2 separate regions of the Homo sapiens genome follow, and region 1 is linked to region 2. A link is an interaction called in ENCODE POLR2A ChIA-PET data of the cell type or tissue named here. Cell type or tissue: OCI-LY7. All regions are shown on one strand. Each heading gives the region's core, and the rest is flanking DNA. Links, peaks and the distances in the headings are about the cores only. Region 1 overlaps LINC00598 (long intergenic non-protein coding RNA 598). Region 2 overlaps FOXO1 (forkhead box O1).

Region 1 (5,387 bases), core at 256-5,255, 120 kb after region 2:
TTTCTGCCTATCTTCTAACTGCCTGCTTCTGCATCGGTCTTCCCAACCAGATGATGATGGTGTCTTATTCATTTCTGCATCTCCAGATCCTAGTCCACTGCCTGGAACATGGAAGATGCTCCATAATTGTTTGCTGAAGGAACGAGTGATAACCAGAGAAGCCAGCTCCTGCTTCCTGATTAAGGCATGCAGTCAGGCCAGTGGGGAAATGGGCCTCATGGTGGAGCTTGCCTCTGCTGGAAGACTGACGGAGCCAGGTGCCCACACTTACATAAGGCCCTTTAGCTTACGCTCCCTGCCAGTCTCTGACAGGGAACCTGGGCATCACACGTAGTCTGTGAGAGGAGTATCTATACCAAGCTTGTCCAACCACAGCCTGCGGGCCGCATGCAGCCCAGGATGGCTTTGAATGTGGCCCAACACAGATTTGTGAACTTTCTTAAAACATTATGAGATATTTTTGGCAATTTTTAAATTTAGCTCATCAGCTCTCATTAGTGTTAGTGTATTTTATGTGTGGCCCAAGACAATTCTTCTTCTTCCAATGTGGCCCAGGGAAGCCAAAAGATTGGACAGCCCTGATCCACACTCTGGTGAAGACATCTCATTCAAGGACATTTTCAGTCCTCAGTTCCATGAAACTGTGGGGCATCCCGAGCAATGGCCCCAGTGAGAAAGAGAGTAATAAGCCCCGAATTTACCTTGACTCCAAAGCCCAAAGTTCCATCTTGAATGAATTCCTCTCCAAGGAGATGAGGCCATTGGCAGTCATCTCAAATTGCAATAGAAACACTTAGCGCAGTTCCCAAAGATCAAACAGTTTGATGATCAGAGCTCCCTTGTCCTGTTCCCCTGATATTTGCTGCTCTGTGGTGAAATATCTGACAGTCCACGGGTGGCTCTTGCTTCTGCCTGCTTATGGGGTGACAGGGGTATTTGTATCACTGGGAAAACAAGAGAAAAAGGCAAATAGATCACTGTGTCACTTATGTCTAGATCCTGGGGACAGAAACAATTTGGGAATGCTTAGGGGGTGGTGTGCACTTGTTAGCCTTCCCATCCAGGCCACAAAGCAGTCTCTCTCTGCACTTTTCTCCTCGAAGCATGGATTTGGATGGGTAGCATCATATCCCAACCAGGGCAGGCTGGGCGCGGTGGCTCACGTCTGTAATTCTAGCACTTTGGGAGGCCAAGGAGGGTGGATCACTTGAGGTCAGGAATTCGAGACCAGCCTGGCCAACATGGTGAAACCCCATCTCTACTAAAAATGCAAAAATTAGCCAGAAATCACTTGAATCTGGGGGTCAGAGCTTGCAGTGAGGTGAGATCGCACCACTGCACTCCAGCCTGGTTGACAGAGCGAGACTCTGTCTCAAGAATATACCAGGGCAGATTTCTGCTTTCTCCCAAGACGGAGAAACAGAGACCAGGTTCACTGTCTTACCTAAAACTGCCCACACACTGAGCAAGAGATATCAGCAAGACACTGGACTCCAGGCAATGAAAAACAGTGATCCTTGTGAGATGAGAAGCATGTGAGGTGAGCCTGGGCTTGCCCTGGCCTGCTGACTTGAGTTTGCTGACCACAGTGGAGGAGCGGGAAACTCAGGTAGAGCCCAGTACACTTCCTTAGCTGGGGAAATGGAGCTGGATGTCCAGGGAGAACAAGTTCTCAGGGCTAGCACAGGGCAGAGGGCTGGCGAGGAGAGCACTGACCACAGAGAAAAATTTGGTGGTCTGCAGCAGAGTTAGTAGAGTACTAATCAGCACTTGTGTGTGAAGAATCTGCACAAGGCCAGGGAAAGAACCACACGAAAGGATGAAAGGAAGAGTGCCCGGCACTCACACAGGGCTGGGAATAGTGCCTGCTTCCATAAGCCAAACTGGAAAATCTCATCATAGACAGGGCATTGGGTAGAGCACTCAGAAGGCTCTTGTCCTGGACATCATCCAAATTAATAGCTTCTGCTCTTTGAAAGACACTGTTCAGAGGATGAAAAGACAGCCTGCAGATTTGGAGAAAATATTTGCACAGCTTATATTTAATAAAGGACTTGTATCCAGAATATATAAAGAACTCTCAAACTCAATATTAAGAAAACAAACAACCGCATTGAAAAGTGGACACACGATTTTCACAGACACTTCACTAAAGAGATGCTCAACATCATTAGTCATGCAGTTAATGCAAATAAAACCGCAACGAGGCGCCGCTACACTCCCGTTAGGAGGGCGACAATTATAAAGACTCATCATGCCAGGTGTTGGCAAAGATGTAGACAAATGCGAACGCTCATGCCCTGCTGCTGGGAATGGAGAATGGTACAACAACTTTGGCAAATACTTGGGCAGTTTCTTAAACAGTTAAGCATGTGCTTACCATATGATCCAGCTTTTCCACTCCTAGGTATTAACCCAAGAAAAATGAAAGCGTGCATCCGTCTGTGTTACATTCCCAGGGCCGCCATGAAAAAGTGCCACAAGCTGGGTGGCTTAAAACAACAGAAATACATTGTCTCCCTTTTTTGGAAGCCAAAAGTGTGTGATCAAGATGTCAGCAGGGCCATGCTCCCTGTGAAACCTGTAAGGGAGACGCCTGCCTTGCCTTCTCGCAGCTTCTGGTGGTGGCTGGCAATCTTTGGCATTCTTTGTGTTGCAGCTGCATTAGTCCAGCCTCTGCCTTTGCTGTCATATGGTCCCTGCGTGTCCCCTGTCTTCACATAGTTGCCTTCTTATAAGGACATGTCTTATAATCATGTTGCATTAGGAGCCCTTCTACTCTGGTATGACCTCATCTAAACTAATTATATCTGCAAAGAACTTTCCAAATAAGGTCACATTAAGAGGTACTAGGGATTAGGACTTTCAGCATACCCTTTATTGGGGGGCACAATTCAACCCATAACACCATCCAAAGACCTGAGAATGCATATTTATAGCAGCTTTATTTATAATAGCTAAAAGGAGAAAAGAACCCAAATGGTCATCAACAAGTGAATGGATGAACCGACTGTAGTATATGTAGTCACGCACCACATAACCATGTTTCAGTCAACAATGGATCCCATGTACAATGGTGGTCCCATGAGCTTGTAATGGAGCCGAAAGATTCTGATTGTCTAGCCACCTAGCTGTTGTGACATCGTAGTGCAACATGTTACTCCCAAGTTTGTGGTAATGCTGGCGTAAACAAACCTACTATGCTGCCAGTCACGTAAAAGTATATCACATGCTGAATTAACCACATTTGCAGCAACCCGGATGAGATTGGAGACTATTATTCTAAGTGAAGTAACTCAGGAGTGGAAAACCAAACATCTTATATTCTCGCTGATATATGAGAGCTAAGCTATGAGGATGCAAAGGCATAAGAATGATACAGTGGACTTTGGGGACTTGTGGGGAAGGGTGGGAGGGGGGTGAGAAAAGACTACAAATATGGTGCAGGGTATACTGCTTGGGTGATGAGTGTGCCAAAATCTCACAACTCACCACTGAAGAACTTAGGTAACCAAATACCACCTGTTCCCCAATAACTTATGGAAAAAGAAAAAAAAGAAAAAACAGTATATCACATGCCGTTATATAGAGTAATTATATATATTATTACTATATATTACATAGTGTTTGATAATGATAATCAATAACTGTGTTACTGGTTTATGTATTTACTATGCTTTGATGGTTATTTTAGAATGTAGTCCTTCTACTTATTTTTTTAAAAAAAGTTAACTGTAAAACAACCCCAGGTAGGGCCTTCAGGACGTATTCCAGAAGGCGTTGTTATCACAGGAGATGACAGCTCCATGTATCTTACTGCCCCTGAAGACCTTCCAATGGGACAAGATGTGGAGGTGAAGACAGATATTAATGATCCTGACCATGTATAGGCCTAGGCTAATGTGTACATGTCTTATTTTTTAACAAAAATGTTTTAAAAAGTAAAAAATAGTTTTTCAAATAGGAATATTCAGAGAGAAAATATGTTTGTACGGCTGTACAATATGTTTGTGTTTTAAGCTAAGTCTTACTACAAAAGAGTCAAAAAGTGCAAATTTTTTTTTTTTTTTTTTGAGAGGAAGTCTCACTGTGTCGCCCAGGCTGGAGTGCACTGGTGCAAACGCGTCTCACTTCCACCTGTGCCTCCGGGGTCCAAGCAATTCACCTGTCTCAGCCTCCTGAGTAGCTGGGACTATAGGTGCATGCCACCAAGGCTGGCTAATTTTTTTAGTTTTAGTAGAAATGAGGTTTCACCATATTGGTCAGGCTGGTCTCGAACTCCTGACCTCAGGTGATCCACCCGCCTCAGCCTCCCAAAGTGCTGGGATTACATGTGTGAGCCACTGGGCCCAGCCAAAAAAAATTCTATAAAGTAAAAACGTTACAGTAAACTAAGCTACAGTTAATTTATTTCTGAAGAAAGAAACAGGCCAGGTATGGTGGCTCATGCCTGTAATCCCAGCATTTTGGGAGGCTGAGGTGGGAGAATCGCTTGAGCCCAGGAGTTTGAGACAAACCTGGGAAACATAGTGAGACCCCATCTCTACAAAAAATTAAAAAGATAGCTGGGTTTGGTGGTACATTCTGGTAGTCCCAGCAATTGGGGAGGCTGAGGTAGGAGGATTGCTTGAGCCAACTAGTTTGAGGCTGCAGTGAGCTGTGATCCTATGATTGTGCCATTGCACTCTAGCCTGGGTGACAGAGCAAGACCCCATCTCTTGAAAAAAAAAAAAAAGAAACATTACAAAAAATTTAGTTCAGCCTAATTGTACAGTGTTTATAAGTCTCCAGTAGTGTGTAGTAATGTCCTAGGCCTTCACATTCACTCACTACTCACTCACTGATGCACCTAGAAAAACTTCCAGTCCTGCAAGCTCCATTCATGGTAAGTACCCTATCTAGGTGCACCATTGAAAGTCTTTTATGCCATATTTTTACCATACCTTTTCTATGTTTGATATATTTTGATACACACATACCATTGTGCTACAATTGCCTATAGTATTCAGTACAGTAACATGCTGTACAGTTTGTAGCCTAGGAGCCACAGGCCATACCATATAGCCTACATGTACAGTGGACTCTACCATCTAGATTTGTGTAAGTACACTCTATGAAGTTCGCATGAGAAAATAATCTAATGATGCATTTCTTAGAATGTATCCATTGTGAAGTGATGCATGACTGTACTGTATATACATTAGAATACTACTCAACAATCAAAGGAATAAGCTATTGATATATACAAAAACATGGATGGATTTTAACATAATTATGCTGAGTGAAAGAAGCCAATCAAAAAGAGTAGGTACTGGCTGGGCACAGTGGCTCACACCTGTAATCCCAGCACTTTGGGAGGCTGAGGTGGGTGGATCACCTGAGGTCAG
Region 2 (5,387 bases), core at 285-5,284:
GGAAGAGTCACACCATCTGATCTCACTCACTGTAAATCAAAGGCTAGAAATGATTCAGCTTAGTGAGGAAGGCATGTATAAAGCCCAGATTGTCCAAAAGCTAGGCCTCTTATGCCAGTCAGCCAAGTTGTGAATGCAAAGGGAAAGTTCTTGAAGGAAATTAAAAATGCCATTCCAGTGAACACAAATTATAAGAAAGCAAAACAGCCTTATTGCTGATCTGGAGAAAGTTTTAGTGGTTTGTATAGAAGATCAAAACAGTCACAACATTCCTTTAAGCCAAAGCCATGTTCAGAGCAAGGCCGTAACTCTTAAATTCTGTGAAGGTTGAGGGAGGTGAGGAAGCTGCAGAAGAAAAGTTTGAAACTAGCAGAGGTTGTTGGTTCATGAGGTGTAAGGAAAGAAGCCATCTCCATAACATGAAAGTACAAAGTGAAGGAGCAGCAAGTTATCCAGAAGATGTAGATAAGACCATTGATGAAGGTGGCCACACTAAACAACAGATTTTCAATGTAGATGAAGTGGCATTCTATTGGAAGAAGATGCCATCTAGGACTTTCATAGCTAGAGAGGAGAAGTTAATGCCAAGCTTCAAAGAACAGGTTGTGATTCTCTTATTAGGGGGGTAATGCAGCTGGTGGCTTGAAGTTGAAGCCAATGCTCATGGACCATTCAGAAAATTCTAGTGCCCTTAAGAAGTATGCTAAATCAACTCTATCTGTGCTCTGTAAATGGAACAACAAAGCCTGAGCGACAGCACATCTGTTTACAGCATGGCTTACTGAATATTTTAAGCCCACAGTTGAGACCTACTGCTCAGGATGAAAGATTCAAAATATTAAACTGCTCAATGATAATGTACCTCCTCACACAAGAGCTTTGATGGAGATGTACAAGCAGATTAGTGGTGTTTTCTTGTCTGCTAACACAACATCTGTTCTGCAGCCCATGGGTCAAGAAATAATTTTGACTTTCAAGTCTTATTATTTAAGAAATATATTTTATTAAGGCCCAAGTTGCCATAGTGATTCCTCTGATGGATCTGGGCAAAGTAAAATTAAAAATCTTCAAGAAAGGATTTAGCATTGTAGATGCCATTAAGAAATTTGTGGTTCATGGGAGGAGGTCATAATAGCAATATTAATAGAAATTTGGAAGAAGCTGATTCCAGTCTTCATGGATGACCTGGGAGGGGTTCAAGATTTCAGAAGAGGAAGTAGATGCAGATGTGGTGAAAACATCAAAAGAACTAGAATTAGAAGTGGAGCCTGAAGATGTGATTGAATTGCAGCAATCTCATGATAAAACTTGAACTCATGAGGACTTGCTTCTTACGGATGAGCAAAGAGAGTGGTTTCTTGAGATGGAATCTACTTCTGGTGAAGATGCTGTGAATGAACATGGTTGAAATGACAGTAAAGGCTTTAGAATATTACATAAAGCGGTGGCAGGGTTTGAGAGGATTGACTCTAATTTTGAAAGAAGTTCTGCTGTGAGTAAAATGCTATCAAACAGCATCACATGCTACAGAGAAATTTTTCGTGAAAGAAAGAGTCAATCAATCAGGCAAATTTAATTGTGTTGTTTTAAGAAATTACCAAAGCGATCCCAGCTTTTAGCTACCACCACCCTGATCAGACTGCAGTAATTAACATTGAGGCAAAGGCCCTCCAGCAACCGATCACAACTCGTTGAAGGCTCAGATGATTATTAGCATATTTTAACAATAAAAGTTTTTAATTAAGATGTGTACATTATTTTTTTAAAATATGGCTATTGCACACTTAATAGGCTACAATATAATGCATACCTTTTATGCACAGGGAAACAAAAATTTGTTTTTACTTTATTGTGATATTTGCTTTATTGTGGTATTCTGGAAGTGAACTTGAGGTATCTCTAAGGTAGGCCTGTATTTCATACATGAAGAAAGGCATAGAGACCAATATAATTAGTACCCATATTCTACCTCTCTGTTTTAGCTATAAATATAATTCTTCCCCTCCTTGTCCCAGAGGTAGCCACTAATTCCAGAGTTTGTGTGTTGAAGGGCACCTTTCCTGCCAGAAGCCCGTACCCTGGCTGTGCTGATAGATGGGGTCCACAAATTCTTTGTAGGATCCCCTTTTTAAAAAAAGCTTTACATAAATGTTATCATTTAAGGTAAACACCATTCTGTAACTTGATTTTCTTTAATAAAAGTCAGCATGATATTTTTGAGATGTATTGTTCTTACATGACCAGATATGGCCCCATACTTAATAGTTAAATCAGGAAATTGAAGCCAGACAGCTTGAAAACCTTCTTAATGGAAAAAAATGCAAGAAGTGGGTGGGATAGAGTTTCTGTTGAATTTTTGTATAGAACATTGTCATTTGTGGGAAACTAGTTGATTTGAATTCTGTGTTATTTTGAATAGCCTAATAACAGCTTAATGAGGATTAATTGCATGTTGTATGGAAAGTTAATTGTTTTAATTTACTATGGGTGTAGTTACTGCAGTTTGGTTCAAACAGGTGAAAGTTAAGATTTGTAGCATAAAACAGGAAGCAGATGGGGGCTAATTAAAGTTCTGTTGATGATAAAAGGATGACTGATCAAGGAGCGAGCAGCTGGTTTCTCAATTTAAACACAATTTGTACTATTGTATGAAGACAGCCCTCTGCAAGTTCTCATGAGTATCTTTCAAAGGTGAAGGCATGTGTTCCAGCAACAAGTGTGAAGGCTGTTGTGGCCCTGTTTGTGCTCGCTCCCCTTTTTTGCCTTCAAGCAGTGTCACTTCAGGTTTTTCCAAAAAAGGGGGTTAAGGGATCACAAAACCTGGCCAGATTTTCAGTGATGCTCTCTGGACACCTGTTGTGTCCCAGAAAAGTCTAAAGCTCTTTCTGTCTCCAAGAAAAGTGCCCAAGCATTTCATTTCCTTTTGTAGTTTTTCTTACTTATCTCAACTCCGTCTCTTGGCAGGCTTTCCAATGTTGTTGCCCTGACCATAACCCAAGAAGGCCCACATCTAGCTAGCGGAAGCGCCGGGTATTTAAGTGTGTAGGCGAAGGCTAAGCAGTGCTGTAGATACTTTCCTGGAGCCTCACCTTGTTCTTCAGGGTCTTTGAGCTTCTGGCCATGAGATGTTAGGGACTTGAACTTATTTTGCTTGATTGTGTCCTGGATGACTTTCACCTTCAAATGACAGCATCTTTTGTTGCTACTGCTAATAGTGATTGCGTAAACATTGAGGACAAGTGTCCTCTATGTGTTTTGCTTAAGGAACATGCCAGCACTGGGTTTTCTTTGAATGTGTGCAGGGAGGTGACATGAGGTCAGATGAGGTGTGCCTTGCTTGGAGCCAGGGGCTAGACATTTGCTTGAGATTTTGTGCCCATAATATCTAATATTTATAAGTGCTTTGTAGGATTATCTCATTTTAGTCCTTACAAAAATGCTTTGGAATGGAAGTTGTTTATCCCCATTTTGTAGATGAGGAGATTGAAGCCTGGAGAGGTAAAGTGACTCAGCCAAGGTCTCACATTTGCTAAGTGCCAGTACTGGATGTAGATTCCAGGTTTGTGTGACAGCAAGCCCACGCTCCTCAGCCACTAGTTTTGTGTAAAATTGTTGTTCTCTTTCCCCGTCTCCTGCTTAAGGAAAGATATATTGTTTCCTGGAAAAACAAAAATGTTAGCATATAGTTTGCAAACTACAACTTATTATTTGGTTATGCAGGTGTGTGTGTGTTGTATAAACATTATATATATTTCACTTGGATATATTCCACTTGATAGGAACTGCTTTGTTTTTGAATGAATATATGAGAAAGGAAAATGCCTGGGTTTTTGTTTGTTACCCCAATGTAGCAACATTATGAAAGGTAAAATGCTCTTTCTTTAACAGCAGCAGCAAAAAAGACAACATGCAAAGGTAATCTACAAAGTAAAAAGCCCCATTATATTCACCACCTGGAAGCAACATTATTGTATTCATCAAAATTGTCTTGTAAAAGAAGTAATTGACCATACAGAGCTCGTATAATTGGTAATAAAGAGCACCCTGTATTTTAGTTGCAAATAGTGTGCAATAGGTTTCAGGGGTGTCATGATTGATGTTCACTGTCAGGTGTTGTAAATAAACTTTCCAATCCCAGATGGTGTTTTTGCCTAGTTAGGTTCTACACTGATCCCACCACATATTACACTAATGGGGAAACCTTGTGTACAGGTTCCTCATCTTCCAAGCTCTATTGTGGTGACCCTAGAAACTGCCTATGTGCTCACATCATGGCTCCTAACAGCATGAGGAGGAGTGTCACAGCCAAGGCTAGAGTGTTTTCCTGGCCTGGGAGAAGTCTTAGGATTGTACCGCCCCCGCCCCCTTTTTTTTTCATTCTGCTGCCTTCTCAGCAGTCAACTTCAGAATCACTCTTCTCCTGTCTTCTTTCCCCCTTCTTTGCTTGTTCCTTCCTATACCTTGCTTGTCTTTTTACAGAAGCATTTAAGGAGATGGAAAAGATTTGGCCCATTCTTCTCCTGTCATAACTCTGCCTGTGTATTTCTGAAGATGATGTTGACTGTTGGGGAATGGGATGTAGGAGAAAGAGGTCTACTGTGGGTCTTGCTTCGCACGGAGTAATCCGACCTGGCGTGGATTGTCTGGTCTCCTCCTTCATCCATCAAAGAGTAAGGCATGGTTCAATTACTTCTAGCAGCAAGTCCCACAGAACACCTGGGCTTTCTGAGCTACCTAGGGCAGGTGTGTTATTTGGTAGGAAGTTTGGGCAGCACTGGGGCTTTCAGTGAGAGCCCCTCCTTCTACCTTGGCATAATCATAAAATCTCACCAATACGTAGCCCTTTATGCTTTTTGAAGCACTTATACCCATTACAATTCTGTGGGGCATTTAGGACAGACATTGTTTTCCTACTTTATAGACAAGAAAGCTTAGACATAAAGGATGTAAAAATGTGTCCAGTCAGAAAGATAGAGCCAGACTTAGATTTTCTTCCTCATTACCACCGTCTTGCCATTAGATCAGCATTTTCCAAAATGTGTGCTGCTGAACATCAGTTTCATGGTATAGTCTGTCAAGAAGCGCGGGCAAAGAAATGTGTATGTGCGTGGAGGGGTGTGCATGTGCATGCATGTGATCCCACCAACAAAACAAAACAAAGTCTAAGGGAACAGTTTTGCTCTTGTTTGTTTTGTGTTGTTTTGTGTACTCAAGGCTCTAAAAAACTGTACAGTTAGGAATCCTGTTTAATTCTGTGTGGCCAGAGTGTCCCAAAGGTATTTTTTCAGTGAATTCAAATCACCCTAAAAGGAACCATTATTTTGTAGAGCACATGCCGAAGAATGCTTTAGTAGGCCATAGTGTGCTGCTTTGTCCTGAAGCTACTT

The links. Peaks named below come from ENCODE experiments on the same cell type or tissue, not always from the same donor. Only the 100,000 strongest peaks of a DNase experiment are listed, where the experiment ranks them.
Region 1: POLR2A ChIA-PET joins it to region 2 with 6 read pairs; 1 of 35 experiments calls an interaction of 5 or more read pairs at or near these places.

The regions. Positions count from the first base shown.
Region 1 is chr13:40,461,377-40,466,763 of GRCh38, reverse strand. It overlaps LINC00598 (long intergenic non-protein coding RNA 598), which reads left to right. Exons shown (of 7, transcript NR_024507.3): 4 at 87-257. Among named protein-coding and RNA genes, the nearest start is that of LINC00598, 17 kb to the left of the region's middle. In OCI-LY7, for the core only: a CTCF peak has its summit at 3,090; a DNase peak (open chromatin) is centred at 2,213; H3K4me3 peaks cover 1,213 bases; H3K27ac peaks cover 649 bases.
Region 2 is chr13:40,578,600-40,583,986 of GRCh38, reverse strand. All of the region lies in intron 1 of FOXO1 (forkhead box O1), which reads left to right. Among named protein-coding and RNA genes, the nearest start is that of FOXO1, 85 kb to the left of the region's middle. In OCI-LY7, for the core only: no CTCF peak of the experiment used is centred there; DNase peaks (open chromatin) are centred at 1,246, 2,626 and 2,996; H3K4me3 peaks cover 3,919 bases; H3K27ac peaks cover 5,000 bases.